2 separate regions of the Homo sapiens genome follow, and region 2 is linked to region 1. Evidence: chromatin contacts called from ENCODE POLR2A ChIA-PET data. All regions are on one chromosome and are shown on one strand. The core of a region is the stretch at or near the end of the contact, and the rest is flanking DNA. Distances in the headings are between cores, read along the strand shown. Region 1 overlaps LTBP2 (latent transforming growth factor beta binding protein 2). Region 2 holds the start of FCF1 (FCF1 rRNA-processing protein).

Region 1 (4,473 bases), core at 1,113-3,612:
TCTGCTGGGGCGTCAGAGTCCTTCCCACACAACCTGTCTTGATGAAATAATTGCTATACTTACTAAACACAGGCTGAGCACCAGGCACCAAACACACATGACCTTATAAAGGTCCCCTAACAAGAACCTAAGACATAGGTGTCTCTGCCCCACTATGACCTATGAGAAATTTGCGGCATGAAGGAGGAAGGTAGCTGGCCCAAGCTCACGTATCTCATGAACGGCAAAACCCACAGTCCTAAAGCTCAGGACTGCCAGGCTCTAAAGCTCATCTCACCCCTCCCATCACTGCAGCCAAACTCCCTCCACAAGCTGCCATGGTGATGCTGCATTAACTACAAGGAAGTGTATGAAAACCAGAAGTGGCTGGAGAGCTGCAGCCATGAAAAGGGAATGAAAATGCAAGGCAGGGCCTAGGGACCTGGCAAGTGCTACAGGAGATTGGAGGAGGGGCTGGAGGAAGGGGAGGAGAGACACCTAGGCTGAGGGGATTGAGCTAGGACTCTTTCCCAAAGCCACAGCAAACCTGGTATACAAACATCTCACCACCACTAACTTGGCCATGAGATGCTCACCTCCTGAACCCTTGAGTTCCCAGCTCATGGCCTTCAGGACCCTTCCACCCTCCATGATGCGCCCCCACACATGCCCATGCACAAGCTTAGCAGGTCTGGCTTATTGAACAGCAAACACAGGCCTGACTCCAGATGTGTTTACCCCACTCGTGGGCCTGCCCCGACAAGCACACTGTAGACTAAGGCAGCTAGGGACCTGGGTCAAAGATACACTTTCAGGAACTGGCCAAAGTCCCAGCCTGCCCTTTCCGCTCTCACAGGGGCTGGAAATTTACCCCGGGGCCATAAACAAAAGGAGATTTCTATGGGAACTAGGGCCCCAACCTGGAAAGCTTCCATTCAGCAATCTAGCAGCCCAAATCTGTCAACCTATGATGTGCCAGGCCTCTGCTAAGGCATTTTATTTTTTTATTTACTTGATTAGTACAGCAACCCTATGATACAGGAACTAGTGTCCCCATTTTACAGAAGAGAAAACTGAAGCACAGGGAGCCTGCTAACTTGCCCGGGGTCATCCCCAGCAGGGAAGTGCTGGGCCAGGGTCTTCAGGCTGAGCTCTGTCTGCCTCTGGGGGATGAGATTCCCTTCCCCACCCTGCTGCTCACCCTTGGCTGTGACCAGAAACCTCCCAGGTCTGGAAACACCTTCAAGTGCTCTGGGCAAATTCTCAAAGTTTCTGATGACCGCTGCTGCATTTCTGAAAGGCTCAGATAACCCCCGAGGCAGGGGACAAGTAAGAGTGGGTACGGTGAGACTTTGAACAAATGTACAGAACCATGAACCAAATAAACCACTTTTCTTTATATTAAAAAAAAAAAAAAGAGTGGGCACGGTGGCTCATGCCTGTAATCCCAGCCCTTTGGAAGGCTGAGGTGGGCGGATCACTTGAGGTCAGGAGTTCGATACCAGCCTGGCCAACATAGTGAAACCCCGTCTCTACTAAAAATACAAAAATTAGCTGAGCATGGTGGTGGGCACCTGTAATTCCCCAGTTACTTAGGAGGCTGAGGCAGGAGAATTGCTTGAACCTGGGAGACAGAGGTTGCAGTGAGCCGAGGTCATGCCACTGCACTCCAGCCTGGATAACAGAGCGAGACTCCATCCTCCTCCCCACCAAAAAAGACTGGGTGTCATTTATAGAGGACCAAAAATGTGCCAGATGCACTTACGTGGATTAGTCAATCCTTCTGACAATTCCATAAGGTAGCAATGATCATCCCCAGCCTACAGATGAGAACACTGAAGCTCACAAGGTTAAATCACTCACTGTAGGCTGCATAGCTAAGTGGTGGAGCTGAGATTCAAACTCAGGTTTATTTAAGACATAAATTATTTCACAATTCTGCCCTCACACGCTACTGCATTTTGTGGAGCCTCTGACCTTGTCCCAAGAACATCAAAAAAGAAAGAAATGTGGAATTAATTTTTCTCCCCTGGAAGGGCGTGGCCTGGCTGGGGTCTTGAGAGGATACCGCCAGACCCCTGCAGATGCAGACTCCCTCAAGTGGCCTCTGCTGCGGGCACTCGCGGGTGGACATGTTACATCGTGGGCAGGGCTGAGGCTCCAGGAGGAAAATGCAGCGTAGGCGACATCTGGAAGCAGAAATGTGGTAGCTCCAGAAGTTTTCATCTGTAATCTTTGTTTTGCAAGGAACAGGGATTTTTTTTCTTTTCAAAAAGTACTCCACTTCCTTTTAGACCTTTCACAAATATTTTTGTAGGAGAAATAAGGAGAAAAAAAAAAACCCACAGAATGCTTGTCGCAGCTACTCACTTCCACCATGAATCACAGACACAAAACCACAGCTATGTGGCTAGCAAAGCAACTATGTGTTTTCACATTTCATTATTGGGAATCATTTAGCAATCTTCCCGGTGTCATCTGCAGACAGATAGACACAGACAGACGAATACACCCCTCTGGGTCCCAAGCAGCCTCATACAACACAGTCATCAGATGACTTTGCAGTTAATCCATTTTCCCCTTCTAATCCTTTTCTGGGAAATTATCCTGCCAGGTTTAAATCTTCCCCTTTAGCCCTTCTGCAGAGGTGGGGTGTGTGTGTGTGTGTGTGTGTCTGTGTGTGTGTGTGTGAGAGAGAGAGAGAGAGAGTGTGTGTGTGTGCATGCGCCATGACAGGGGGAGGAGGAGGAGTGCCGAGACACTGATTCAGTTAATTTCACAAGTGGAAACAAGTGTATGTTTCAGAATGCCTCCCTTTTTTTTTTTTTTAAACTGTGATCATACTTTGCTAAAGTTATTTTCACCTGGGAAGCTCACAGTGCCTTTTCTGACCGTGGCAAATTAATTAACTGATGGCAGATTTAAAGATGGAGTAACTGGAAAAACTACCGGACCCATAAATCAGAAACCTCCTTTATGTCCTGGACAAGAGGTGAAACCTGATACATATTTGAAAAACTTGAGCTCAAAAGGAGAATTCACGGAGCCTGAAAAAATCTCCATTATGACTTTTGAGACATGTTCTCTCCACAGCTTCCACCCACGCCCCGCCACACACACACGCATACACACACATACCCCCGCAGAGGGAGACCCTCACTGAGTGAGCAGCCAGTTCTGTAAAAAGCAGCCGGATGGGGCGAACCTTCCCTGGGCCATCTGAAAAAGAGCTTTGCCAGTCTTTCCTCTCTTTTCTTGCTTCATTGCTCCCAGCCTCTTCCTTTCAAACAAAAATCCTACAGGATTTAAGTTGGCTAGATGCTATGAACATAGCTACAAGCTTGAAATGTTTATTGTCACTAGTTATTTTAAGTCCGGTGCTGGAAACTGTATACATTAACATTTTAATGAGGCCGAATGCTGCTCCAGGCTCTCACCGACTTCTGTAGTTTTCTGAAAAGACGCTGGATACCTTGCCTAACCCAGTACTCTGCAGTTTCCAAGCCAAGCTGGATGTTTCCGCACTTGCCTACGCTCACATGCCCTGGAGGCTGGTTCGCACAATGACTATAATCACAAGTTCTGAAGTCGAGGAGAGCTAGGCTGGAATCGCCCTTACCCTCAGTGTCCTCATTGCAAAGTGGGAGTCATGGGAATACCCTCCTCACAGGGTCATGGCAAGGACTGGCAAATGTGCTGAAGATCTTCCACTTGCCCCTGGATCCCTCTCCATCCCACTCTGAGTCCTGGGAGATTCCTTTGCCCTCTGCCTTCTGGTCCAGTTCCATCAGTGGGGAACTGTGGCAGGAGGTCAGAGGGCAGGAGAAGGGTGAGTGGAGGTGCAGATCCTCCCAGCTCCCTCGCAACAGGTACTGCAGGTGAGCAGTGGCTGCATTCCTCCACCAGAGGCCGCAGCCCTGTCCATGGCCCTCTCCTATAGCCTGAGCTACCCTGGGTTCTTATGACTGCTGGTCCCTTGCCCCTTTAGACCTGGAGGGTAAGAGCTTGCCTACGTAACTACCCTGGGATACTCCACCATTATTCATTGTTTTCTCTTGACTCTGCCAGTGCTTTTGTAAATAAATACATCGAGTGTGCCATCCCTTTCCTGCTGGAACTCTAACTGACCCAGACAAGAAAAAGTATTTGCTATCGAGTACTGAGCACTTACCTATGTGAGCCGGCACTTTATCCACATTCCTTTGTGTTATTCTGACCACAGCTCTGCGCAGCCAGTATTGGTATCATCAGTCTTTCACATTGAGACTCGGGGAGGTGAAAGAACACACTTGATAGCACGACTGGGGAGTAACCGAGTCAAGTGGAACCGGGATCTGTCTGACTCGTGGCCCATGCTCTTAGCCACTGTGCCGAGCTGTCCCCAGTATTAAATTAGGTGGTGCCTGTAAACTGTCAGCTTATTCAATAAGGCTCCATCAATGGTGGGTTAGAACAACAACCACACATACAATCGAAAACACCCACAGTCCTAAA
Region 2 (5,169 bases), core at 400-2,899, 140 kb after region 1:
ATTGCGCCACTGCACTCCAACCTGGGCAGCAGAGGGAGGCTCTGTCTCAAAAATAAAATAAAATAAAATAAAATAAAATTGGCATAAAATTCCAACCCTGCCACACATCCTCAAGTTGGAAGACACACAATGGTAACAACAGAAAACACTCTGAGTAGTCTGGTTTACACTCTTCTAGGGACCTCGCATGTTAACTATGAATAAACATAAGTCCTGATAACATCCCAATAAAAGAGTGCTACTATGATTATCTCCATTTTACAGATAAAGAAACTGAGATGCAGATAGATTAACTCACCCAATGTCATGGCGAGTTATAAGGCAGAGCAAGGATTTTAACCCCATCAGTCAGACTCCAAAGTTCGTGTTAAACAATAAACGTGTTTTCATCATAAGGGTTATACAATGGTCACCTTCTTTTTTAAACCTGATAACATATTTTACTTCCAACTCTAGGATAGCATCATGCAATAAGAAAAGTATGACAGAGGTACCCATTCCGTTCCCAGCTTGATCAGTAGCTGGAGAATGGAAGACAAAGTGCAAAAAAAAAAAAAAAAAAAAAAAAAAAAAGAAAAAAAAAGAAAGAAAGAAAGAAAGAAAAAGAAAAAAAGAAATACAAGTACAGACTTTGGAATCACGAGACTCAAACAGACCCCTGAACAAAGTCTGGGGCTCAATTTCCCCATATGTAAAATAAAAGAATTTATGTTATTGAGAAGGTCAAAGAAGGTAATATGAATAAAGTGACAAGTACAGTATACAGGATGGGGGTTTTCATTTAAAGTTTACAGACACCCAGAGGGTCCACGGATGGGCTTCAGAGTCCACCAATCTCATTAAGTGTATTACAAACTGTATGTGTGCCCATTTTTTAAAGAATTGTTCCTGGCTTTCCACAAACTTTCAAGAAATAAGTTATCTCCAAAAAGTTAAGAACCACTGGAATACATAGCAGGTACTCAAAGAAAAAAGCTACCTTTCGCTCCTTGTTCTCACAAATTCTCCCTTTTTACTTAAAGATGACACACCAAGGCTTCACAATAAATGTGCATTGTATCTCACCATTTTCTTGGCTTGGGTAAGTAGTAACATATGCAAGCTTATGCCCCAATTCTCTAGCGATAGTCTAGGCCCTCAAACACTGCTTCATTTCTCTCTTCACCGAGAGGAGTACACGGTATATACTCGAGAACAATCATCCACCTAGCTGCACAAAGCACCATATCGGCTAGGAAAACCAAATAGGAACCACAGCCTCAGGGCTGGACCATAGACACCGGATACCCCAACGCTACAGGGTGAGGAGAATGTGTTCCCCCAAACTACTGGGCAAACCAGGAGTCTGAACCCCCCTACCCTTTTCCTCCCTCTCTCTCTGGAACTCTGGTAAAGGCAGGTCTTCTGGGCTCTGCCTAAGGCTGGAGAGAAACGTTACCCGAGCCGGGGGTTGCAGCGCGACGAAGTTCCACCTCCGCTGTCCTGGGAAGGGGCGGCAGCACTCAGCAGAAGACGGGCTCCCCACTCTCCCACCAACAGACCCCAGAGTTGGTCTCCACCCGGCCTGGGAACCGGCTCGGGGGATTGCCCTTTCCCCAAGGAGTTTCCGCTTCCGGGCTATCCTTTGCCGGAAGCAGTATGTGAATGACGTAGAAGTATTGCGCCGTTGGTGATTACGGAAGAACCAGGAGTTTGGCGTGACCATGGTGAGAGAAGACGGTCCAAGAAGGGACGTTATCAGGCCACTTTTTGGGTGGAGAAGGAGGTAGTCAGACCGTGGCCAAATTTCCTTCACATTATCCTAGCATATTTTCATTCTGGTCTTAGCTCTTAAACTTCTCCAAGCGGTGACTGTTATGCTTTACAGAGTGGGGAAGAGGGTCTGGGTTATTTGAGGCAAGAAGGGAAGGCAATAGACAAGAGAAAAGAAGAGACTTTAAAAGATGCCGTGTGTTTCCAACTTTTTTAATTCTAAAATTTCTGTTTCAAGGGGAAGCAAAAGAAAACAAGGAAGTATGCGACCATGAAGCGAATGCTTAGTCTCAGAGATCAGAGGCTGTGAGTGTCTGGAATCAACTGCCCAGGGATATTCTAATAAGAGTCTAGAGAGGATAAGTAGTAAAAATGTTTGTTGTTATTATTTTGTTTTTTGCTTATTATCGTGTCTTAGATTTATATAGCATGAGATAGCCAGTGTTTAACAGTAATTTAGCTGCTGAGCGATCACACTGGGAAAGGCGATGGGAATTAAACATTTCTTAAGTGTTCACTTTTTCTACCGTTATATGCTTTGTCTGCCATATCGCATTTAAACCTCATGTCAGTTCGGTGAAGTCCGTATAGTTCTCTTTATGTTTTTACCATTACACTACTACATTCCCCTGGGGTGGGGCGAGGGGAGTGTTTCTTGTTGAAAGATGGCAAGGTTAGAGACCTTGTTTGTCTGGCGTTTCCAGTGCCTGGTACTCAAATATTTTTGTCAGAGAAAATGGGAAAACTCCAAGATATCTCCATTTTATAAGTCTTACTAATATAAGAATCCAAATCACTGTGGAAGAAGAAAGTGAAGTGAAATTCCCTAGTATGAAGAGGATCAAAGCGGTGTCCCTGCTTAAGTGTAGAATAAGCATAGCTATTAAATAAAGACTGATCTTCACTGAGTTTAAGAGTCTCAGAAAGCCGGGCGCAGTGGCTCACGCCTGTAATCCCAGCACTTTGGGAGGCTGAGGCGGGTGGATCACCTGAGGTGAGGAGTTCAAAACCAGCCTGGCCAACACGGTGAAACCCTGTCTCCACTAAAAATACAAAAAAGAGTCTCAGAATAAGAGAATAGTCGTTAAAACCTTCAGAATTATTATTCTCAGCCTTTAGTGTGGATGTATTGTGTAATTTTTAGGAATGACACTCCATTAATAATAATTTCTTTCTAGTTAAGGGTTAAGTTCTGTATATGCGTTTTTACATTTTAGCCCTTTATAAGAAGCATATGGGGTAATACTTTTCCCCCAAAAGTTAAAGCATCTGAATCTTCAGAAGATAACTGTCACCCTTTTACCCATTGCTTGGAAGTGGATTGTGATCCTTGATGTGAGAGATTCTGACTAAAAAATAAATATAGTATAATCAGCTTTTATTTACTCATTAACAATTCTTATGCATTATTGGCATTACTGGTTAATTCTGATACTTCCAGGTACTGTGCTTTGCACTAGAGTTATTTGCTCAGAAAGAGTATGCTGATATTAACATGAGGATATCACAAAGTAGGATTTCTTCAGTAGACCAAAAAAAAAAAAAAATGGAACTTTAGATTTTTGAGATTTTAATTGCTGTGGTTTTTCTTCTCCCTTGGATTTAATTTACCTTTTTCTTCCTAGTAAAGAAAAGGATAGATTAAAACCTAAAAAGAAAGAAAAGAAGGATCCCAGCGCATTAAAGGAAAGAGAAGTGTGAGTAATCAAACGTTTGAAGTTTTCCTTTAAAACCATAGACCTCTTAGAAATCCAGGCTTTCCCTGAGCTGGTTTGCTAACTTATTTGTTAGTAAGTCTAGCACAACTATGTAGATGAAAGTCATATCGATGAGCATATATCAATTCTAGTGGTTTGAAGGTTTTGGGATTTTATGGAGCAGTAAAATTTCCCCTAAAATCCTGGAGATATTATCTAGGATTATTAACTTTTTCTTTGCCAGGGATCTTTTAAGAGACATAAGTGCCATTGTTTAACACACCAGCAGTTCATAAAAGAGAGACTGTATCACCAAAAAATATTTAAAATATATTTTCAGAATAAAGATATTTATATAAAGATATGACCTTTATATAAAGATATAAAGGTATTTCATTCCTTTTAAGTAAGTACATTTAACTTTATGAAAACTTTACCACATTTTCCTTATTTTTCTAATTTTTCCCTGGATTGGTAATGGACATATTATCACAGGTAGATACTGATCCATGGCCTAGCATTTGGAATCACTGTCATATTCAACCCAGACAACTTGGGCTAGATGTGATACAGGTCCTGCTGTAGTATATAATCCTAACACTAGACAAACTGTTCTCTATCACATTCCATAACAGCAGTTTTAGAATCCTTTAAGAATGACAAACGTGTTGTTGTATCATTCTAATCACGATAACTGTATTCTACCTCCCTGTGCCCATGGTGATTCTACTTTTGCTAGAGGAAGAGCTAGATTGGATAATTGCTTTTTTTGTTTGTTTGTTTTTGATAATTGCTTTTTTAAAGTTGGTGACAAAGGTTGCCAGGGGAGCTGAGATTAAGATAATGATATTACTTTCTTCCTTGCCTTCCTTTTTAGGATTTATTTCCAATGAACATGGACAAAAGAGTTTACAGCAAACAGTCCCAAGCAGACTTCTTTTTTGTTTTTGTTAATACTAGGGTATCAATGTAAATTTTTCTTTGTTCTTGTTTTCTTTTTCCTTCAGTCCCCAACACCCTTCCTGCTTATTTTTCCAATATAATACACAGCTGGGCCCACCTTACCACATCCTCGTTGATACCAACTTTATCAACTTTTCCATAAAAGCCAAACTGGACTTAGTGCAGTCAATGATGGACTGTCTGTATGCCAAGTGTGAGTATCATACTTTTATGTTTCCGTGACATTTGTTCAGAATAATTATATTTATACAAATACATGAAAGGAGGGAGATGGGGTTCTTGTTAACTGAATTGCTGGCCATTTAATTTACAGTGGTCACCATAGCAGTGACCATGTTTAATGAATTGAAGTATAATGCAAACTTGACTGGAAAAAATTAAACTTTCACAATTCAGAAAACACTTAGAATGCTTCGAGTATCATTATGGACATCAATTTTGAACATAGGGGAATTTTCTGTTTTAGAATTCTAGATTTTAAAATTCTAGATAAATGAAAAATCTATTTTTCAGTATCTATATTCTTTTATGTTAACAAGGATATGTTCTCCCTTTTGCCCCAGTGTTGAAACACTAAATAAGACATTCTGCCATTTATGATCACAGCCCTAGAAGTTAGATAGATGATGGTCAATTCCTAAGTTTATTCAGTTTGGTATTTATTCGTAGTACAGAGGATCTGAGGTAGTTTATTTACACCTAGGTATGCAATTTACCATTAATAGATTTCCCTTGTGTATTTGTATATCCCCTCCTT

The links. ChIA-PET counts read pairs that join two places held with the same protein, here RNA polymerase II (POLR2A).
Region 2: POLR2A ChIA-PET joins it to region 1 with 12 read pairs in MCF 10A. The contact joins the promoter of FCF1 here to the enhancer-like site in region 1. POLR2A ChIA-PET finds 5 or more read pairs at or near these places in 3 of 52 experiments (BJ, MCF 10A and PC-9).

What each region holds. Positions count from the first base shown.
Region 1 is chr14:74,569,654-74,574,126 of GRCh38, forward strand. The region is part of intron 3 of LTBP2 (latent transforming growth factor beta binding protein 2); the gene reads right to left. Among named protein-coding and RNA genes, the nearest start is that of LTBP2, 40 kb to the right of the region's middle. Within about 2 kb of position 2,363, at least 20 of the 41 ENCODE cell types and tissues checked have a DNase peak (open chromatin) inside an H3K27ac peak, as active enhancers do; they include PC-9, where a contact is called at or near this core.
Region 2 is chr14:74,711,495-74,716,663 of GRCh38, forward strand. FCF1 (FCF1 rRNA-processing protein) reads left to right here and starts at 1,650. Exons shown (of 8, transcript NM_015962.5): 1 at 1,650-1,706; 2 at 1,991-2,058; 3 at 3,378-3,449; 4 at 4,457-4,605. The coding sequence starts at 1,704. It overlaps AREL1 (apoptosis resistant E3 ubiquitin protein ligase 1), which reads right to left and starts at 1,586. Exons shown (of 20, transcript NM_001039479.2): 1 at 1,439-1,586. RefSeq lists an enhancer at 1,484-1,763.